Regions from separate parts of the Homo sapiens genome. Here region 1 is linked to region 2. Evidence: read pairs that join two places in POLR2A ChIA-PET (ENCODE). Cell type or tissue: B cell. All regions are shown on one strand. Links, peaks and the distances in the headings refer to the core of each region. The heading gives the core; the rest is flanking DNA. Region 1 overlaps IQGAP1 (IQ motif containing GTPase activating protein 1). Region 2 overlaps IDH2-DT (IDH2 divergent transcript).

Region 1 (11,393 bases), core at 2,947-6,946, 270 kb before region 2:
GCAGGAGGATCACCTAAGGCCAGAAGTTCGGGATAAGTTCCCCTTACAATCAACATTACAAGACCCCATCTCTACAAATATATAAAAAGTAAGCCAATCGATTATTAAACTGAAAATTTTGGCAAGGTTTTAGAGAAATTAAACTATCTAGACTTCGAGTTGATAGAAGAAATTACAAATCGAAAGACTGACATTTAAACTCAATAAAATTTAAAACTACAATGAAGAAAACAAATACAATGAAACATCAAGGGAAAATGTTTGTAGCAAATACGAGAGAAAGTCAAGTCCATGTTATAAAAGAGCTCACAAAAGTTAACATCATGACCCTAGAAGCCAGGCACATAACAAAAACAGAAAATTTGCATAAGAAAATAATACTGATAAACAAATATGTAAGAAAATGTTTAAACTCTCCAGCAATCAAAGCAATAGAACTTTAAACAGGAATAAACCTAAATAAATTATGAACATTAGATGGCCACTGAAAATAGTAAATTAAGACAATACAGGCCAGGTGTGGCTGCTCACGCCTGTATCCCAGCACTTTAGCGAAGGATAGCCTGAGCCCCAGGAGATGAAGACCAGCCTGGCAACATAGAGAAACCCCATCTCTACAAAAAAAAAAATTTTTTTTAATTAGTTAGGTGAGGTGAAGTGGGCCTATAGTCCCAGGTACTTGAGAAGCTGAGGTAGGAGTATCTTTGTTTTTTCAAGGAAGATTTCCTATATTCACTTTTTTTTTTTTTTTTTTTTTGAGACAATGTCTGGTTCTATCACCCAGGCTGCAGTACAGTGGCGTGATCTCAGCTCACTGCAACCTCCACCTCCCAGTTCCAGTGATTCTTGTGCCTCAGCTTCCAGAGTAGCTGGGATTACAAGCACACGCCACCATACCCAACTAATGTTTTTTGTATTTTTAGTACAGATGAGGTTTCACCATGTTGGCCAGGCTAGTCTCGAACTCCTGGCATCAAGTGATCCACCTGCCTTGGCCTCCCAAAGTGCTGAGATTACAGGTGTGAGCCACCGCGCCCAGCCAAGATACTTAATACTTTATTGTAATATAGGCTTTGTGCTAGATAATTTTGTCCAACTGTAAGCTAACATCAGTATTCTCAGCACAATTAAGGTGGACTGGGCTATGATACTCAGTAGGTTAGGTGTATTAAATGCATTTTGACTTACAATATTGGGATATAACCCCCTCCTAAATCGAGGAACATCTGTGTAGTAACTTAAAAATCTGAATTTGTGATTATATCTAAAAATTATATACACAGTTTTTCCTTTTACTTAATCCCTTCTTTTCCTTTATTATAAAATTATCACTGTAAAAAGCATTTTAAATATATAGTACAGTATTAAGTAAAAAGGAAATCTCACACCCTCTACCCCCATTCCACTCCCTAGAAGTATCTTCTGTTTCTGGTGTTTTCCTTCAGATAAAAGCTAAGGTCTGAAGTGAAAAAACTAGGGCTACCAACCTTAGGACCTTGAAAGTGCCCAGAAAATTCCTGTCATCTTCACATTAAATCTGCTTTTCCTTTTGCAGATTTAATGTGAAAATTCAGGAGGCCGGGCACAGTGGCTCATGTCTGTAATCCCAGCACTGTAGGAGGCCAAGGCGGGTGGATCACCTGAGGTCAGGAGTTTGAGACCAGCCTGGCCAACATGGTGAAACCCCCGTCTCCACTAAAAAATACAAAAATTAGCTGGGTATGGTGGTAGGCACCTGTAATCCCAGCTACTTGGGAGGCTGAGGCAGGAGAATCGCTTGAACCCAGAAGGCAGAGGTTACAGTGAGCCAACATAGTGCCACTGCACTCCAGCCTGGGCAACAAGAGTGAGACTCCATCTCAAAAAAAAAAAAGAAAAAAAAAAAGAAAAGAAAAAATTCAGGATATCCTTTATCCAGGTGCTTGGATAAAAGTTTATTGAGTTCAGGCCGGGCGTGGTGGCTCACGCCTGTAATCCCAGCACTTTGGGAGGCCGAGGCAGGTGGATCACGAGGTCAGGAGATCGAGACCATCCTGGCTAACACAGTGAAACCCCATCTCTACTAAAAATGTAAAAAATTAGCCAGGTGTGGTGGCAGGCGCCTGTAGTCCCAGCTACTCGGGAGGCTGAGGCAGGAGAATGGTGAGAACCTGGGAGGCGGAGGTTGCAGTGAGCCAAGATTGTACCACTGCACTCCAGCCTGGGCGACAGAGCAAGACTCCGTCTCAAAAAAAAAAAAAAAAAAAAAAAAGTTTGTTGAGTGCCTACTGTATTTCACTGTGCCAAGCAATTAACCATCACAGCAGCTCTGTAAGATGCATAGCGTTCCCATTCTGCAAAGGACAAATTTGGGCTCACTCCCTGACGTTAAGCAACTTGCAAAACCAGAATCAGAACTCACACCTGCCAAAACAGAAAGTCTGATTCTTTTCACTGTGGCAAGATATCTCAACATTCAAGATTTTCAAAGAAATTTTATTCATACTTTTGAATTTCTATTTTACTTAATTATTCGTACTATGAGAATATAGAGCCACATGACTTTTCTTAATAATAATGGGTACTAACTAGTTCAACTCTTTACATTTCTTAATTTTAAATTTTGCTAGGCTGGGTGCAGTGGCTCACGCCTATAATCCCAGCACTTTGCGGGGGCCGAGGCGGGTGGATCACTTGAGGTCAGGAGTTGGAGACCAGCCTGGCCAACATGGTCAAACCCCATCTCTACTAAAAATACAAAAATTAGCCAGGCATGGCAGTGGGCACCTGTAATCCCAGCTACTCGGGAGGGTGAGGAAGGAGAATCGTTTGAACCCGGGAGGCAGAGGTTGTGGTGAGCCCAGATCGCACCACTGCACTCCAGCCTGGGCAACAGAGCGAGACTCCGTCTCCAAAAAAAAAAAAAATTTTTTTTGCTAAATTTTCAGCTACATGGTAGGGTAAAAAGCTTTCGGCAGCCACATTAGGAATGAATACTCCCCATTTGCAACAGTGTTACAATACAGAAAAGCACTCAGCTTCAACCACTTTTAATAAATACACTTTTAAATGCAACCCACTTCTTATGGTGGAGCCTGTCCAAGGCCGTTGCACTAAATTAATATCCGAAAAAAGAATGGAGGTTTATTCTTAAAATAGTGTATGTCACCATTTTAAGAGTTAAGAATAAATCTCACCCCATACTTCCCCTTGGTAATTATAAATAAATGAATGGATCAGCTCCTAGTGCCACCGTGCCATTACGCAGCTACATGCTATGGTCCTTTAGTCACACTGGGTCTCATGAGATAACTAGACTTCTCATCTGTACAAAGAGAGCTTGGGTCACCATCCTAAAAATGATCCCCCTCAAAATTTAAGTGATGCTCCTCATTTTGAGAATTCTAGAAGTGCTGGGCATGATATTCTTCCTAGTCACCTCACCTACCCATTTTGTTTTCTTGCTTCTTAAATGTCTTAACTTCTATTTTCATGATCCCAGGGTGCCAGCCTGGACATATCCCAACATTCATGGAATTCTGAAATCACTTACAGGGAGAGGAGATCTGAAGAGCCCATCCCAGAAAATGCTCTATGCCAACAGTAAAGACATATGCACAAAAAAGACTTTGTTCCCAAGAACTAATTTCTTTCCAAGATACCTTTTCAATTCCTCTAAATTACAGAAAGTGACATACTTCTACTTAGTGCTAAGCTCGACTTATCACCGTGGAGTTGCTGACAGTCTCCAACCAGCCAGCGTTCCTACCTTCCCTTCTACAAGAGGGGTGTGCCCTATTCCTTGAGCTAGGGTACGGGCACTCAGCAGCAGAAAGGTGGCCCATGACAGACTTGAAAGCGCACACCAGGAATTGTCTGAAACTCAGAGAATGCTGGAATTAACTTTCTTCCTGTGACCTTTAACCTAGCTGAATTTTCTTCCATTTCCAGTACTAATCGTACTTTCTTCTCACTTGCAGAATTCCCTGTTCTGTCCTGCCTGACACGTTCTCTTCTTGGTTCTTTTCACCTGAACCTTATTCTGATCTGTTACTTCCTCCTGTCCAAGACCTAAGCACTGAACATACCTCACATATTTAAATGTTACCTCCTTCAACTGAGTGAAACGGTATTCATTGCTCCTATACAACTGCTCTTTAGCCGGCCGGGCGCAGTGGCTCACGCCTGTAATCCCAGCACTGTGGGAGGCCAAGGCGGGCGGATCACGAGGTCAGGAGATCAAGACTATCCTGGCTAACACGGTGAAACCCCGTCTCTACTAAAAATACAAAAAATTAGCCAGGCGTGGTGGTGGGCGCCTGTAGTCCCAGCTACTCGGGAGGCTGAGCCAGGAGAATGGCGTTAACCTGGGAGGCGGAGCTTGCAGTGAGCCGAGATAGCGTCATTGCACTCTGGCCCGGGCGACAGAGCGAGACTCCGTTTCAAAAAAAAACAAAAAAACAAAAAAAACCCCGCTCCTTAGCCTAAACAAATGTAAAACTCAATAAGAACAGGCAAAAGGATAAAAATAAGCTTCAATTTAAGCATAAATAATAATTTAAGATGTATCCTTGATCTATTGTGCAGCCCTTAGCAAAAAGCCTTGAATCGTTAGGTGATATCTCATTAGAACAGCGGCTTAATTTCAATATTGAAGCTGCTCTCCAAACAATGAAGAAAAGCAGAAATCTCTACATTTTCTATTTCTCAACCACTCCCAGTGCTCATTTATAGGAATTACCCCTAAATTTTCCCAGTTAACCTTTCAGGGAAACACAAACCCACAGCCACAGAAAACTTTCGTCTCTCTACACTTATACTCTCTTACTTATACTCACTGCCTCTACACAGTCATATTCACTCTCTACACACTCCTCTCTTTTCCCAAGAAAGAGCTCTGTTACAGGCAGAGGAGAAAATGGAGTGCCCTAGGATACACAATGGGGCCACTGTACTAAAAGGTGGAGCTTTTAGTAGAAGTAGAGGTATTATAAATAGAACTGAAGAGGGGAAGCTTTTCTCCCTCCAATCTCTATGATCTTTATTCCTGGCCTTAGAGTTACTGTAAATCCCAGATATTGGGGCTCCTCCAACTTGGGAGGGGTGGAGGTTATGGAGGAAACAGGATGGAACCAAACCAAAAAGGCAAACTGGGTCTAGCGCTAGAGGGGAAAGAGGGGCCCTCGGAACACACAAGATACAGGCCGGTTCACCAAGGTAGGAGAAAGAACTGGAAGAGGTTAATAGCTCACTAATAACGAAGAGCATGCCATTTGTCCTTGGTGCACTCACAACACTTTTTAGGGGTGGCAGCAGCCACATAGGTGGCTGACAGGGATTCTAGTCCTCTTTTCTCACCATAACATTCCCAGGCTTCTTTCCTTTGTCCTCTCTAGTTTACAATCTAAATAGGTGCTTCCAACCTTGATTTTTTAAAATCAAAGCCTTAAACAACAACAAAAATCACCACACCCAGTTTTATGATTGCCTCCATAAAATAGACCAGGCACCTTTCCATGATGCCAGGCCAATGGGCAGGGTGTGCTAGGGTAATATGCCACTATTATGCCCTCCCTTAAAAAAAAAAAAAAAAACCTGAAGATCATCACAAATGTCTCCACTGCCTTTTTTTTTTTTTTTTTTTTTTGAGACAGAGTTTTACTCTTGATGCCCAGGCTGGAGTGCAATGGCACTGTCTCAGCTTACCGCAAGCTCTGCCTCCCGGGTTCAAGCAATTCTCCTGCCTCAGCCTCCCGAGTAGCTGGGATTACAGGCACCCGCCACCACGCCCGACTAATTTTGTATTTTTAGTAGAGACGGGGGTTTCTCCATGTTGGTCAGGCTGGTCTCGAACTCCCGACCGCCAGGTGATCCGCCCACCTCAGCTTTCCAAAGTGCTGGGATTACAGGCGTGAGCCACCGGGCCAGGTCAGTTACTCCTTAAGTATGCAAAAGCACTCAACAAAAAAACACCTCAGGGGATCATGCCTGCTGGGTGGTCTTTAAAGGAAATGGGCTACTTTCCTATACTGGAAAAAAACACCTGACAGAAAAAAAGACGCTCTAGAGTAGCTGAAAATAAAATGCCTGGCTAATGCAGAACCTGATGAAGAAATAGGATGAAGTGTAACATTCTACTGAGGTCATGATATCCCAGCATAAGGCAGAGTTTTAAATCTTGTTTCTCAACAGGGGGAGGAGTGGGGGCCAAGGAAGGAGCATCGGAATCACTAGAGACATTTAAAATACAGTCGGCCCTCCTTATCCATGGGTTCTGCATCCATGGATTCAACAAACTATGGATCAAAAACAGTCAGAAAAAAATAAAGAAAGATATAAATAAAACAATACAGTGTAACAACTATTTATGTAGCATTTACATTGGATCAGGTATGATAAGTAATCTAGAGATATATCTAGAGTAATCTAGAGGTATGATAAGTAATCTAGAGATGTTTTCAAGTATATATTATGCAATGTGCTAAGGTTATATGCAAATACTATGCCATTTTATATAAGGAAGTTGAGCAACTGTGGATTCTGATATCTGCAGGTGTCCTGGAACCAAACCCCCACAGATACCAAGGGACTACTATGTGTCTGGATCTCCCACCCCGACCTACTGAACCACAATCTCTATGGTAGGGCCCAGATAGGTGTATTTTTTTTTTTTTTTAAGTTCCCCAGGTGATTCTAATGCACACACCTGGTTAACAACCATAGTTAAAAAAATGATGAGGCCAGGCACAGCAGCTCACGTTTGTAATTCCAGCACTTTGGGAGGCTGAGACGGGCGGATCACCTGAGGTCAGGAGTTTGAGACCAGCCTGGCCATTATGGTGAAACCCAGTCTCTACTAAAGATACAAAAATTAGCCAGGCGTAGTGGCGGATGCCTGTAATTCCAGCTACTCAGGAGGCTGAGGCAGGAGAATCGCTTGAACCCGGGAGGTGGAGGTTGCAATGAGCCAAGATTGCGCCACTGCCCTCCAGCCTGGGCAACAGAGCGAGACTGTACAAAAAAAAAAAAAAAAAGATAGAAACATTCTTCAATCAAGAAAACTACAAGTAGACCAAAAAACTCAGGCTTCAGTTTCTTCATTAAATGAGATGGTTGAACTAGATTAGCAGTTGAACTAGTTATTGGTAGTGTTTGGGGGAGGGGAGGTGTTAGCCAAAACACCCTCTGTAACAAGTGAATTTTATTCAAGAAATTCAACAGTAAAACAAAAGCAGAGCTACTTTGGATGGGGGAAGGAAGGTGTGTTGAAGCTCTTCCCTCTCACCCCCAGGTCACCTCAGTGGAATCACCAAAGCTCCACAGAGCACAAGATGGTCTCTCAGAACAGCTGCAGCTTCCAAATTCTTTGACCTTCCAAACCTTGAAATCCACAATTTAAATGGCAGAGATCTTACAGTTTTTGTTTTCTTATAAACTTCATATGAGAAAATGCCCCCTTTTCTAGTGATATAGCATGCCTTGCTATGTCATCTTCTATTATTTAGAAAGACAAGTGTTATCCTCCTCACTTAAGTCATCACTGAAACCCAAGCTCCAGTTTCCTGGAAGTTTTAAGCTCAGAAAAGAAGCCTAGACACAAGAGGGCATGCAAAATACAGGTTAGTGTTTGCCCCAGGAGAAGGAAGAATGGGACCAGAGGGGCACAAAAAAGACTTTAAATGTAGCGATGTTGGTTTTGTTTTGTTTTGTTTTTAGAGGAAAGGGAAATATCTCAAATGTTAACATTTGTTAGTTCTGGAATACAATGATGTTTGTTGTACTGTTCTCTGGACTTTCTTGTAGCATTTTAAGATTTTCAGAATTAAAATACACACATACACACACACTTGTTTATTAGCACCACTTCAAACACCCTTTTTATTAAACGTTAATTACAAATATTTCATTATCCCTCACTTGACTTTTCCACCAAAGCTCACTTATAGAATACATGATCTATAATTACATCTACCCTGGGACTCTGCAAAAGAACACAAGCACCAGAACAAAAGAAATGAATCACTGATAACAAAATGACACTCTAAAATTAAGACCACAAGGTTGTGGGGCATCTGAAAAAGGAAAAGAGCAGCTTTACATTCACTTCACAAAGAATGCAGAGGATGCTGACTCTGAATATTGCCAAACAGATGGACCTACACCAACAGCACCACGCTTCTAAGCCTCCCAAACCAAGCAGCCACTCCGCAGGTCATAGGAGGAGGAGACTCAATTCATATATAAATCAAAATTCATGAAGCATAAGTGAAACATTAAAGCCAATAACTTCAAATCCTAAAAATGCTATTTCCACCCCACAGTTGGTAACGCCCAAAACATGCACAATAAGCATAAGACTGAACAATAGAAACCTGGAAAACCGTTCAGTACACTTAAATGCCCATCACAGTGATTCATGATAAACTCTCATCAAGGCTACTTATTGCCATAAATAAATACCCTACCTATACTTATTCCCTCAACCACCAGCTTCCCAGTTACATCTATAACATACTCAAATAAATCTTTTCTTTTTTTTCCCCCCACCAAAAACAGGAGTTTTGTCACCCAGGCTAGAGCACAGTGGTGAGAGCACGGCTCACTGCTGCCTCGACCTCCCGGACTCAAGTGATCCTCCCTCCTCAGGCTCCCGAGTAGCTAGGACTACTGGCATGCACCACCATGCCTGGCTAATTTTTAAAATTTTTTTGTAGAGATGGGGTGTCACTATGTTGCCCAATCTGGTCTCAAACAGCTGGGTTCAAGTGATTCCCCCCCACCTCGGCCTCCCAACGTGTTGGGATTACAGGCATGGACCACTGTGTTCAGCCTCAAAGCAATCTTTATTTGTATTCACACTATTATCAGTTCCCTTCTCTTAATCTTCTCTCCAGCCAGCCAATCTTTACCTCTTCGCTTCTTCCAAATGACAAAGGTACTCATAAGCCACGTTCTGACGTCTCCTTTCATCCATCTCCTCTGCAGTAAGTCTTTCATTATCCAGGACAGCTACAACATAAAAGAAAGAATGTAAACACCAGGATCTGTAGCCTTCCTGAGTGATAAAAGATTGCCACAGAATCAATTTCCTGCCACTCACCTAGAAAGTCAGGATAACTAATGAGTGTGTAGCCAGCCAGGTGTACTACAATGACTTTCTTAAAAAAAGAACTATGTGGTTTCAACTATAATCATCTTGACCTTTTTAAAAATGTATGATAATATAAATATGTACTAAGTTTCAGTGTAATCTTGAAAAATACTGTCTTGAGATTTTGGCACAAATCTGTCCCTATCTGCCAGAACTCCTTCTAAATACAGATCTGATAATATTGTTTCCCTCTTTTATTAATGACCAAAGCCAGCAGTTATTGAGACATAAGTGGCAGTAATTGTACGAAGCATTTTACACGCATTCTCTCATTGAAACCCCACAACAATCCTGTGATTATCACTCCTATTTTACAGACGAAGAAACTGAGGCTGGGTGAACTCAGCCCCATGGCAAATAAGTGACAGGGCCTGAATCCAAACCTGGAGAGTCTGTCTCCAAAGCCTGAGCTTAACCTTGAAGCAATCTGCTTCCTTCATGGGCACCAGGTGTGGAATAAATTCCTAACTCCTTGGGAAGGCATTCAAGGCCTTTCCCAGTCTGGTCCCAACTATTTTTGGAAACTCTCCTCTTCCCTTCCTCCCACCACTGTGCAGTCTACATCACTCAGTTCCCAACACAGTATCCCTCTACTTTCAATACCTTTGTTTATGCTCTTCCCTCAGGTCCTGTCTCTTGTTCCACATGCCCTATCAAACTTTTTTTTTTTTTTTTTTGAGACAGGGTCTTGTTCTGTCACTCCGGCTCGAGTGCAGTGGCACAATCATGGCTTACTGCAGCCTCGACTTTCTGGGCTCAAATGATCCTCCTACCTCAGCCCCAAGCAGCTGGGACCACAGGCATGGGCCACCACGCCTGGCTAATTTTTTTTTTTTTTTTTAAGAGATGGAGTCTCACTGTGCTGCCCAGGCTGGTCTCAAACTCAAGGCCTCAAACTATCCTCTCACCTCGGACTCCCAAAGTGCTGGGATTACACGCAGGAGTCACTATGCCTGGCCACCTGTCAAACTTTCTACACAGCATTCTTCAAGGCTCTGTTCAAATGTCACCTTCAGGCCAGGTGCAGTGGCTCACACTTTGGGAGGTCGAGGCGTGGGGATCATTTGAGATCAGGAGTTTGAGACCAGCCTGACCAACACAGTGAAACCCTGTCTCTACTAAAAATACAAAAATTAGCCAGTGTGGTGGCCGACGCCTGTACTCGGGAGACTGCAGGAGAATCGCTTGAACCTGGGAGGTGGAGTTTGCAGTGAGCTGAGATTGCACCACTGAACTCCAGGCTGGGCGACCAGAGCAAGACCCCCTGTCTCCAAAAAAAAAAAAAAAAAAGTCACCTCCCGTGCTCATACTGTCTTCCCCAGGCCCCTTCTCCTTACCTACATTACTCTGTATGGCTAGTAAGTTCAGCATCTTTTATCATTATTGCACCTTATAATCATTAGCTTGCACACCTGACTCTCTGATTAAAACGCTCTTTGGAGACAGGGCCTGATCTTACTCATCTTTAATTTCACAAACGTGGCACAATACCTCACGTATAACTGTTGATGCGTGAAATGTTGATCCTTTAAAAAAGAACATTATTCCCACAATATAAAATAAAACCGAAAACCTCAAAATCCCAAAGGGTCCTCCTTTAGCCAATCCTGCCTGCAGTTCAATGACGTCCAGGGCCGACAACAGAAAATGAGGAAGTCAGAGGATTTTCTGCTTCTTTTTTTTTTCTTTATTACTATTTTACTTTTGAAATCTTGAGGAGGGAACTAAGCCCGAGAAAACTGAAGTGACTTGCCCAGGACGGCACCTCGTAGCTAGCCTGGGACCGGACAGGTCTGGACCCTGGTCTATCCCTTGGGTCTACCCCGCAGGCAACACTAGGGCAGCGCCTTTCCACGAAACGGGCAGAGCCCGCGTACCCAGACCCCCAATCCCCGGGACACGCCCTGCGCGGTCATCCTGCCACCTCACTCTAGGCCGTCTTCCCCAATCTCGGCCGAGCCTGGGCGGCGAGAGGCGCTGGGTGGGGCTCCCCCTACCGCGGCCCCAGCTAAGGCGGGAGGCCTCGGGGGTCCTCTCCGCCGCCTCGGACCCCGAGGGGGCGCGAACCAGGGGCCTCCCCGCCCGCCGCCCGCCGCCCCACCGGGACGGCTCTTCCGGGTCCGAGCTGCCGGCAGCCGCCCTGCCCCACCCGCCCGGCCGAGCCCCCAGGAAAATCGCGCCTCGTCTGCAATTAGCCCAGCCCGAAGCCCCCGCGCCGCGGAGCCCCGCACTCACAGCCATAGTGCGGCCGGGCCACGCCCAG
Region 2 (11,393 bases), core at 4,568-8,567:
TGTAATCCCAGCACTTTGAAAGGCCGAGGCGGGCGGAACATGAGGTCAGGAGATCAAGACCATCCTGGCTAACGCGGTGAAATCCCGTCTCTACTAAAAATACAAAAAATTAGCCAGGCGTGGTGGCGGGCACCTGTAGTCCCAGCTACTTGGGAGGCTGAGGCAGGAGAATGGCGTGAACCTGGGAGGAGGAGCTTGCAGGGAGCCAAGATCACACCACTGCACTCCAGCCTGGGCAACAGAGCGAGACTGTGTCTCAAAATAAAATAAAATAAAATAAAAATACAAAAATTTGTTGGGCATGGTAGCGGGTGCCTATAATTCCAGCTACTTGAGAGGCTGAGGCAGGAGAATCACTTGAATCTGGGAGGTGGAGGTTGCAGTGAGCTAAGATTGCACCATTGCACTCCAGCCTGGGCAACAGGAGCAAAACTCCATCTCAAAAAAAAAAAAAAAAAAAGTAAAAGAAAAAACACTGATTAAGACACTTGGGTTCCCCAGACAGTCCTTCTATATGACTGTGGGCAAGTTAACATACCACCCCAAGTCTTGGACTTCTCATCTACAGAACTGGGATAAAAATAGTACCTACTTCATAGGGTTGTTATGAGGATTAAATAGGATAATTCTAGAGCAAGCACTCCGTGCGTGAAGTTGCCAACATTATTTATGACTGTCTCTGTTGTCACTTGCAGGGGTAGAGAAGCAATGGGCAGAAGTGAGATGAAACTAAGAAATGGTAGTTTGGATCCAGGTTTTGAAATACACGAGGGCAGTGGACTTCTAGGGTCTGTTGGCCAAGGCATTCCTAATTAGAGAATGCAAGTATCAAGGGGCTGTGAGCCTAGGAGCAGGCAGCCCCTTCCTAAGGCTGCTGCTCTCTTTCTAGCCATCTGGACGACCTTGTGAGCACCTGACAGGGTGCATTCGGCAAGTGGCTGGCCAGCAAGTGGCTGGCCAGGATGCCCTACGTGCACGTCCCGGCATTCCTGAAATAGCCGCCCTGCAGTGGGGGGAGGTGCTGGTGGATGAGAATGTTAAACAGCTTGGAGCCTGGAAGGGAAAAGGTCACCTCTGGGGCTGTGTCCTCCAGGAGGGGGACACAATTGCCAGAGGAAGGAGTCCCTAAGAAGGATATTGAAGCTGCCCTAAGCTCTTGTGCAGTTGCCACGTCCTGGGCTATACTCCACAAGATCCAAAAGGAGACATGGGGTGGCTGGAGTGGTGTCTGGAGCCAGCTTGTACAGGCTCATGAGAGCCAACTGTTAAATTCTCAAGAATTTTGCAAGCCAGTTGTTACACATAGCCATTATTAAAAATTAAGTTATATAAACTTATGATTATATTAAAAGACTCAAACTCATCACTTTCTAATTATTTTACTATATTTTACTAGTATCTATGCATTTGAGGACATTTATGTCTGTTGCATCTATATGGTGGAAATATTATAGATGGAAATATACAACTCTGTTCAGTGATGCTGTGTTGGTAGTTTGAAATTGGCCATGGTGGAAATATTTACACTACCGAAATCAGCAAATGCTACAAGTTAGCAAACACACACACACACATACACACACACACACCCCCCGCACTGGAGCTGGTTGTTAAACATTTGCCAGCACCTCATTGGACAAACTGATTTCTTTCTTTTTTTTTCCCCCGAGACGGAATCTTGCTCTGTCACCCAGGCTGGAGGGCAGTGGAGCCTTTTTGGCTCAGTGCAACCTCCGCCTCCTGGGTTCAAGTGATTCTCTTGCCTTAGCCTACCAAGTAGCTGGGATTACAGGCACGTGCCACCATCCCTGGCTAATTTTTGTATTTTTTAATAGAGATGGGGTTTCACCATGTTGGCCAGGCTGGTCTTGAACTCCTGACCTCATGTGATCCACCAACCCTGGCCTTGCAAAGTGCTGGGATTACAGGCGTGAGCCACTGCACCTGGCCCAAACAAACTGATTTCTAGGAAGTTTGTTGTTAGCCATTTCTTGTGAGTTTCAGTATTAGCCATCTGCCCCACATGAACAGCGCCTGAGTTCCACTGCAGTTTTTTGGGTCTCCCTAACCCAATATCTGAGTGAGCTACCTTACACGTCCCGATCTCACTAGTCCTACCCCAGCCAGAGATGAGAATGATGGTGGCCATTATTCATCACTTATCACATGTTGCGTCCATCTTCAGTTGAGTTTTGTTTTTTGTTTTTTGTTTTTTTTGAGACACAATTGTATTCTGCCGCCCAGGCTGGACTGCAGTGCAGTTGTGCAGTCTCAGCTCACTGCAACCTCCACCTCCCAAGTTCAAGCAATTTTCCTGCCTCAGCCTCCCCAGTAGCTGGGATTACAGGCACATGGCACCATGCCAGGCTAATTTTAGTATTTTTAGTAGAGAAGGTTTCACCATGTTGGCCAGGCTGGTCTTGAACTGCCGAGCTCAAGTGATCCACCCTCCTTGGCCTCCCAAAGTGCTGGGATTATAGGCATGAGCCACCACACCCAGCCAGCTGAGTACTATTTATTTATTACTATTATTTTTTGAGACGGAGTTTCGCTCTTGTTGCCCAGGCTGGAGTGCAATGGTGCTATCTCAGCTCACTGCAACCTCCACCTCCTGGGTTCAAGCAATTCTTCTGCCTCAGCCTCCCGAATAGCTGGGATTACAGGTGTGCATCACTACGCTTGGCTAATTTTTGTATTTTTAGTAGAGACGGGGTTTCACCATGTTGGCCATGCTGGTCTTAAACTACTGACTTCAGGTGATCTACCCGTCTTGGCCTCCCAAAGTGCTGGGATTACAGGCATGAACCACCGCACCCAGCCAGCTGAGTATATTTTAACCAGCACATTACTATGAGGTTGGTACTAAGCTGTTACTCTACCCATTTTACAGATGATGATAAAGTGAGCCACGGAGAAGTCTGGAAACTCTCCCAAGGCAACCAGCTAGGACAAGGTTGGAGGCCTCACTTAATCACTAGCTCTACTGATAAACAATAATCTGATCATCTGATAAGGGAATTTAATTAAGTGGTTCAATTGCCACTCCTTCATGCTGCCAACCCTGACTACAGCTTTTAAACACCACAGGGCATTGTTTCATGTAGTTTTATTGTTCTTAGTCACAGTAGATAAAACTGTGGACTCTCAAAATGTGACCTATCCTAGGTCTTTAGGAGACTTTTATGAGTAAATAAGACTGTTCTAGAGTTAATGATCCACTATTTCAGTTGATGTAGGGCTTCTAACTCAATCAATTAGGGGTTGAGATCCAACTATGAAACTAACTCAGTTCAAGACCTGGCCATCTCCCATAAGAGCTAAAGCCTAGAGAGTAAAATTATTGTCAAAAGTTACATAGTTCAGCCACGTGCGGTGGCTCATGCCTGTAATCCCAGCACTTTGGGAGGCTGAGGCGGGCAGATCACCTGAGGTCAAGAGTTAGAGAACAGCCTGACCAACACGGAGATACCTTGTCTCTCCTAAAAATGCAAAATTAGCCAAGCGTGGTGGTGCATGCCTGTAATCCCAGCTACTCAGGAGGCTGAGGCAGGAAATCGCTTGAACCTGGGAGGCGGAGGTTGTGGTGAGCCGAGATCGCGCCATTGCACTCCAGCCTGGGCAACAAGAGTGAAACTCCGTCTCAAAAAAAAAGGTAAAAGTTACATAGTTCCTAAGAGGTGAGGACAGAATATTAACCTGACTGATTCCAGAGCCCCTGCTCCAGTGAGAGGAATATAATGGACTATTAGGCTGCTAGTAAAAAAACAAAACAAAACAAAACAAAACCTTGGGAGAAATGATAGTCAAAGGGTACAAATCCTCAATTAGACAGGAGGAATAAGTTTTTTTCTTTGAGATATATTGCACAGCATGGTGAATATAGTAAATAATAATGTGCTGTACATTTCAAAGTCACTAAGTGTAAATCTCAAATGTTCTCACTACAAAAATTATAAGAATTTGAGGTAACAGATATGTTAATTAGCTTGATTTAATTTTTCTACATTGTATTCATAAATCATAACATCACTTTGGTTTTTGTTTTTTTTTTTTAAGAGATGGGGGTTTCACAATATTGCCCAGGCTAGTCTTGAATTCCTGAACTCAAGCAATCCTCCCACCTTGGCCTCCCAAAGTGCTTAAGTTACTGGTGCCCAGCCCATAACATCACTTTGTAACCCATAGCATATACAATGGTAATTTGCCAATTTACAATTTAAAAATATGTTGTAGAAGAATATTTAATGGCAAAGAAAAATGCCCTAAAGTGTTAAGTAACAGATGAGGGCTAAAAAAATAACTTTTATCAATTCTTGAGAACACATTGTTTTTCACATTTAAACATACCTGAAATCAGGGTGGATACAAATCAATTCTAGATTAATTATAGGTATCATTGTAAAAGTTTTAAAAAAGCCTAAAGCTTCTGTACTTTAGGAAGATACTATAGAAGTTTTTTGTTTGTTTGTTTGTTTGTTTGTTTTGAGACAGAGTCTCACTCTGTTGCCCAGGCTGGAGTGCAATGGCGAAATCTTGGCTCACTGCAACTCCACCTCCTGGGTTCAAGCGATTCTCCTGCCTCAGCCTCCCGAGTAGCTGGGACTTCAGGCACATGCCACCACGCCCGGCTAATTTTTTGTGTTTTTAGTACAGATGGGGTTCCACTGTGTTAGCTAGGATGGTCTCGATCTCCTGACCTCGTGATCCGCCCACCTCGGCCTCCCAAAGTGTTGGGATTACAGGTGTGAGCCACCACGCCCGGCCTATAGGAGTTTTCAAAAAGGCATAAGTCTTCTAGAAGATACTATAGGAGAATACTTTCACAATCTTGGGATAGGAAAAGATTTATTACATAGGACATAGAAATAATAAACATAAAAGATATGTTGACAGAGCGTGGTGGCTCACACCTGTAATCCCAGCACTTTGGGAGGCCAAGACAGGTGGATCGCCTGAGGTCAGGAGTTTGAGACCAGCCTGGCCAACATGGTGAAACCCTGTCTCTACTAAAAATATAAAAATTAGCTGGGCGTGGTGACAAATGCCTGTAATTCCAGCTATTCTGGAGGCTGAGACAGGAGAATCACTTGAACCTGGGAGGCAGAGGTTGCAGTGAGCTGAGATCATGCCACTGCACTCCAGCCTGGGCAACAGAGCAAGACTCCATCTCAAAAAACAAACAAACAAACAAATAAACAAAAGATATGTCGACCTAGAGGAAAAAACTGAGGGAAAATCATTTATACAAATAGAGAGTTTATTTGGGCCAAGTTGAGGACTGCAACCTGGGAGCACAGATTCAAGTTGCCCTGAATAAATGCTCCAATTAGCAATATTTACAGATGGGTTTTTAAAGGAAAAAAGGAGAAGCAGTCCCTAAATGGTCTACCAAGAATTTACATTAAAATAATATAAGCTATTGATTGGCTATCCATTGATTTTTTTTGTATCAGGAATTCCAGGACATGAAGATAACAGATAAGGAAAAAAAAAAAAAAAAAAGGCCTTTAAACAGGTGCCCCAGGCCTGAATGTGGGAGGGCCTGGGGAGCTGTGACTGAAGTCCCATACTCAAGTCTCTCTGGGCCTGATCAATTTTGTATACAATTTCACATAGCTCAGACTGTTCTGAGCTATTTTTCTTTTCTCAGGTCAATAAGTTGGACTACATTAAAATTAAGAGTTTTTGTGCATCGAAAGATGTGTTAAAAAAATAAAGCAAGCCATTGAGTAAGAGGACATTTGCAACACATACATCCAAAAAGGAGACTCTGGGCGTGGTGGCTCATGCCTGTAATCCCAGCACTTTGGGAGGCTGAGGCAGGTGGGTCACTTGAGGTTAGGAGTTCGAGACCAGCCTGACCAACATGGTGAAACCCCATCTCTACCAAAAAAAAAAAAAAAAAAAAAAAAAAAAATTAGCTGGGCATGGTTGCGTGTGCCTGTAATTCCAACTACTTGGGAGGCTGAGGCAGGAGAATTACTTGAGTAACCTGAGAGATGGAGGTTGCAGTGAGCTGAGATCACGCCACTGTACTCCAGCCTGGGTGACAGAGCAAGACTCTGTCTCAAAATAAATAAATAAATACATAAATAAGGAGACTCATATCAAAATGTATATCAAGGCTGGGCGTGGTGGCTTATGCCTGTAATCCCAGCACTTTGGGAGGCCGAGGCAGCAGATTACCTGAGGTCAGGAGTTCAAAACCAGCCTGGCCAACATGGCAAAACCCGTCTCTATTAAAAATACAAAAACTAGCTGGGGGTGGTGGTGCACATCTGTAATCCCAGCTACTCAGGAGGCTGAGGCAGGAGAATTGCTTGAATCTGAGAGGCAGAGGTTGCAGTGAGCTGAGATCGCGCCACTGCACTCCAGCCTGGGTAACAGAGCGAGACTCCGTCAAAAAAAAAAAAAAAAGAAAAAAGAAAAAAAATGTATATCGAACTCCTACAAATCACAAACAAGCAGAAAAGCCAATGGAAAAACAGGCAAAAGATTTGAAACAGGTGCTTCACGAGAGAATATCCAAATAGCTAATAAGCATATGAAAAGGAACTCAATCTCATTAGTCCCCAGGGAAATGCAATTTAAAAATCGCACTGAGCTCCCACTACACCCACCAGAATAACTAAAGCTGAAAAGAATGACAATGCTGTTATCAGTGCTGTAGAGAAACTGAAACTCTCATACTTTGCTGGTAGAATATAAATTAGACAATCAATTTGAAAAGTTGGCAGTGTCTATTAAAACTGAACACTTTATATATGTATGTGTACGTCCTATGACCCAGTAATTCACTCATAAGTATTATTCCACAGAATTTTGTATATATGTACAGAAGATAAGTGTAAGAACGTTCATAGAAGCATCGTTAGTAATAGCCCCAAACTGTAAACACCCGATGTTCATCAATAGTAGAATGCAAATAGTAGAAATAAATTATGGCAGGTTCATAAAATGCAACTTTAGATAGCAACGGAATTAGTAAATTACAGCTACATGCAAAAACATGAATGAAGTTTATAATGTAATGTTGAGAAAAAGACACAACAGAGTATATACTGTATGACTTTATTTACACAAAAATAAAAATGGGCAAAATCAATCATTTTAGTAGAAGTTAGGATAGTAGTAGTGACCTTTGGGGAATTTGGAAAAATAATGTCTAAGAGAGAACTTAAGGATGGTTTCTGGGTTGCAGGTAATGTTGTTTTCTTTTCTTTTTTGAGACGGAGTCTCGCTCTGTCGCCCAGGCTGGAGTACAGCGCGATCTTGGCTCACTGCAACCTCCGCCTCCCAGGTTCAAGCGACTCTCCTGTCTCAGCCTTTAGGGCCTCACCTCTTAATACCATCTCACTGGCCATTGATTTTTTTTTTTTTTTTTTTTTGAGATGGAGTCTTGCTCTGTTGACCAGGCTAGAGTGCAGTGGCAGGATCTCGGGTCACTGCAACCTCCGCCTCCCGGGTTCAAGTGATTCTCCTGCCTCAGCCTCCAGAGTACCTGAGATTACAGGCATGCACCATGACTCCTGGCTATTTTTTTTTGTATTTTTAGTAGAAACGGGGTTTTGCCATGTTGGCCAGTCTGGTCTTGAACTCCTGACCTCAAGTAATCTGCCCGCCTTGGCCTCCCAAAGTGCTGGGATTACAGGTGTGAGCCACCACGCCTGGCCCAGCCATTAAATTTTAATACATGAATTCTGTGAGACATTTAGACCTTAGCAGTGAGAGTAAAATAAAACAAGTTGAAACAGAGAAACTTAATTCTCACAGACTTTTGTTAAAAGACCTGTTGAATGACACCTTTCAGTTATTAGGAAATTGAACCCAGGAGGCAGGAGTGAAATTCAAGACACAATGCTGAGTAAAGAAACTGGCATGGCTGGGTGGCTCACACCTGTAATCCCAGCACTTTTGGGAAGCTGAGGTGGGAAGATCCCTTGAACCCAGGAGTTTGAGACCAGCCTGGGCAACATAGGAAGACCCCTGTCTCTATGAAAAAAGAAAGAAAGGTGCAAACATGTTTATACATCTACTTGAAAAGAAAAATGAGGAGGCTTAGAACTCCCACTGGAACTAAAATATTATGGACTAATAACATGAAAGATGGGAGAATTGGAGAGAAATAATCTAAGTTTCTCATATTTTTAAGAAGGATAAATAAAATAATGAGTTTTAAACTTTGTAAAGTCAAGAATTTAATTTTTCCTTCCCTTCCCTTTCCCTTTTTCTTTTCTTTCTCCTTCCTCCCTTCCTTCCTTCCTTCTTTCCTTTCCTCCCTCCCTTCCTCCCTCCCTCTTTCTCTTTCTTTCTTTTCTTTTCTTTCCTTCTTTCCTTCTCTCTCTCTCTTTCTTTTTCTTTTTTTTCTTTCTGATACAGGGTCTTGCTCTGCCACCCAGGCTAGAGTGTAGTGGTGTGATCATGGCTTACTGCCACCTTGACCTGAGCTCAAGGGATCCCCCTGCCTCAGCCTCCTGAGTAGCTACAGGTGTGTGCCATCACATCTGGCTAATTGTTTTTCAATTTTGGTAGAGATAGGGTCTTGCTATGCTGCCCAGGCTGGTCTCAAACTCCTGGCTTCAAGTGATACTCCTGCCTCAGCTTCCCAAAGTGCTGAGATTATAGATGTGGGTTCCCAAGTCTGAATTTAATTTCTAAACAGGTAGAAATAGAACATATCATTTCCATACCAGTAAGGGAGGTAGAGGAGAATAAAGAAATCTTGGCTGATCCGATAGAAAGCTTAAAAGGATGTGAAAAGAAGCAAAAGAAGGCCAGGCGTGGTAACATGGGCGTATAGTCCCAACTACTTGGGAGCCTGAGGTGGGAGGATCCCTTGACCTAGAAGCCTGAAGTTGCAGTGAGCTACGGTCACACCACTGCACTCCAACCTGGCCAACAGAGTGAGACCTTGTCTCCAAAATAAATAAATAAATAGATAAGCAAAAGAAAAGCATGGCAAATAGAAAGTACAAAATAAAGTGATAGAAATGTAAAAAATATTCAGCAATCTCCATAAATGTGAACAGTGTAAATATGTTTATAAAAGACAAAGACTTTCAGCTGGGCACAGTGGTTCACGGCTATAATCCCAGCACTTTGGGAGGCCGAGGTAGGCAGATCACGAAGTCAGGAGTTTGAGGCTAGCCTGGCCAACATGGTGAAACCCCATCTCTACTAAAACTACAAAAATTAGCTGGGCCTGGTGGTTCGTACCTGTAATCCCAGCTACTGGGGAGGCTGAGGCAGGAGAATCACTTGAACCTTGGAGGCGGAGATTGCAGTGAGCCGAGCTTGTGCCACTGCACTCCAGCCTGGGCAAGAGAGCAAGACTCCATCTCAAAAAAAAAAAAAAAAAGACAGACTTTCAAAGTATGTTACAAAACCAAAACTCAGCTATGTGTGGATACACATAAAATATGTAACATAAAAAATTAAAAGTAAAAGGCATGAAAAAAGTTGTATCAGGCAAATACGGACCAAAGTAAAGCTGGTGTAGCAATATACAATAGTTCAAAATAAATCTTAAGGCAAAACGCAAGTTTAGGTATAAAGAGAATCATTATTTAATGATAAAAGGAGTAATTTACTAGAAAAATATAACAGGTATGAGCATAACACTTAAGAAAACTTCATAATATATATAGCACAAATGGATGGAATTACCAAGAGGAATGAACACATCCACAATCACACTGGGCAGTCTTAACACCTCTCTTAGAAACAAATAGCTTATAAAAACTTACAAGAACATAGATTTCAGTGGCGCTACTTGGGAGGCTGAGGTGGAAGGATTGCTTGAGCCCAGGAGGTCAAGGCTGCAATGAGCTGTGATCGTATCACTGCACTCTAATGCATCTCCCCCTGCCAAAAAAAAAAAAAAAAAAAAAAAATCGGAAAAGATTGGGTGTAGTGGCTCACACCTGTAATCCTAACACTTTGGGAGGCTGAAGTGGGAGGATTGCTTGAGTCCAGGAGTTCAAGACCAGCCTGGACAACATAGCAAGACCTTGTCTCTGCTAAAAAACAAAACAAATCAACAACAACAACAAAAAGAATACCTAGGGCTGGATGCGGTGGCTCACACCTGTAATCCCAGCACTTTGGGAGGCCAAGGTGGGCAGATCACCTGAGGTCATGAGTTCGAGACTAGCCTGGCCAAAATAGGCAAACCCTGTCTCTACTAAAAATACAAAAATTAGCCAGGCATGGTGGCGCATGCCTGTAATCCCAGCTACTCAGAGACTGAGGCAGGAGAATCACTTTAACCTGGGAGGCAGAGGTTGCAGTGAGCCGAGATCGGGCCACTGCACTCTAGCCTGGGTGACAGAGCGAGACTCCATCTCAGAAAAAAAATATATAAATCAAATAAAAAATAAATAAAAGAATACCTAGAACTGGGTGTGGTGGTATGAACCTGTAGTCCCAGCCACTTGGGAGGCTGAGGCAGGAAGATTAATTGAGCCCAGGAATTCAAGCCCAGCCTGGGCAACATAGCAAGGCTCTATCTCTTAAAACACAAACAAAGGCCAGGTGCAGTGGCTCACGCCTGTAATCCCAGCACTTTGGGATGCTGAGGTGGGAGGATTGCCTGGGTCCAGGTGGTCGAGGCTGCAGTGAGCCGAGATCATGCCACTGCACTCCAGCCTGGGTGATAGAGTGAGACCTTATGTCAAACAACAACAAAACCAAAACACCTGGAACTTACACATTTGACCACACATTGGACCACCAAAGAAGAGTCAATACATGTCAAAGAGGACAAATTATAAACTAACAAAGACTTCCCTTTGGCCAAAACTTCAGTCAGCCTCCTCTGAGTCCTCTGCCTCCATAGGCCTGACCTCGGGCTTCCCTCTCTATCTTTGTAGAATCCAGTTTGAGCAAATGACCAGCTAAGTCAGTTTAACAAAATCTAGGCCAGGCACGGTGGCTTGCGCCTGTAATCCTAGCACTTTGGGAGGCCAAGGTGGGTGCATCAGCCTGGGCAACATAGCGAAAACCCATCTGTATAAAAAATACAAAAAAATTAGGATGCATGCCTGTGGTCCCAGCGATTCGGAGGCTGAGGCAGGAGGATCGCCTGAGTCCAGGTGGTCGAGGCCGCAGTGAGCCGAGAACGTGTCACTGCACTCCAGCCTGGGTGACAGAGTGAGACCCTGTCTCAATAAAAAAGAAAGAAAGAAGAAAGAAAGGAAAGGAAAAGAACAAGGAAAGGGGAAATTAAAGGAAAGGAAAGGAAGGAAGGAAGGAAAAAAGAAGGAAGGCAGGCCCCAACCTTGGTATCTGACCCCCTTTGATATCTTATCACCCTGGCCTGCCTTCAGCAATAATGCTATCAGTCAGTTTAGCCAGAACAGAAGCCCTTTTATCCTCGATGTTTCTTTTTAGTA

Evidence for each region. ChIA-PET counts read pairs that join two places held together with the same protein. Peaks named below come from ENCODE experiments on the same cell type or tissue, not always from the same donor. Only the 100,000 strongest peaks of a DNase experiment are listed, where the experiment ranks them.
Region 1: POLR2A ChIA-PET joins it to region 2 with 5 read pairs; 4 of 35 experiments call an interaction of 5 or more read pairs at or near these places.

What each region holds. Positions count from the first base shown.
Region 1 is chr15:90,388,369-90,399,761 of GRCh38, reverse strand. IQGAP1 (IQ motif containing GTPase activating protein 1) reads right to left here. Exons shown (of 38, transcript NM_003870.4): 1 at 11,366-11,393; 2 at 8,889-8,988. Among named protein-coding and RNA genes, the nearest start is that of IQGAP1, 5.8 kb to the right of the region's middle. RefSeq lists enhancers at 3,732-4,231, 4,232-4,733 and a silencer at 11,017-11,393. In B cell, for the core only: no CTCF peak of the experiment used is centred there; no DNase peak of the experiment used is centred there; H3K27ac peaks cover 1,609 bases.
Region 2 is chr15:90,116,451-90,127,843 of GRCh38, reverse strand. The region is part of intron 2 of IDH2-DT (IDH2 divergent transcript); the gene reads right to left. Among named protein-coding and RNA genes, the nearest start is that of IDH2, 20 kb to the right of the region's middle. RefSeq lists an enhancer at 5,758-6,257. In B cell, for the core only: no CTCF peak of the experiment used is centred there; no DNase peak of the experiment used is centred there.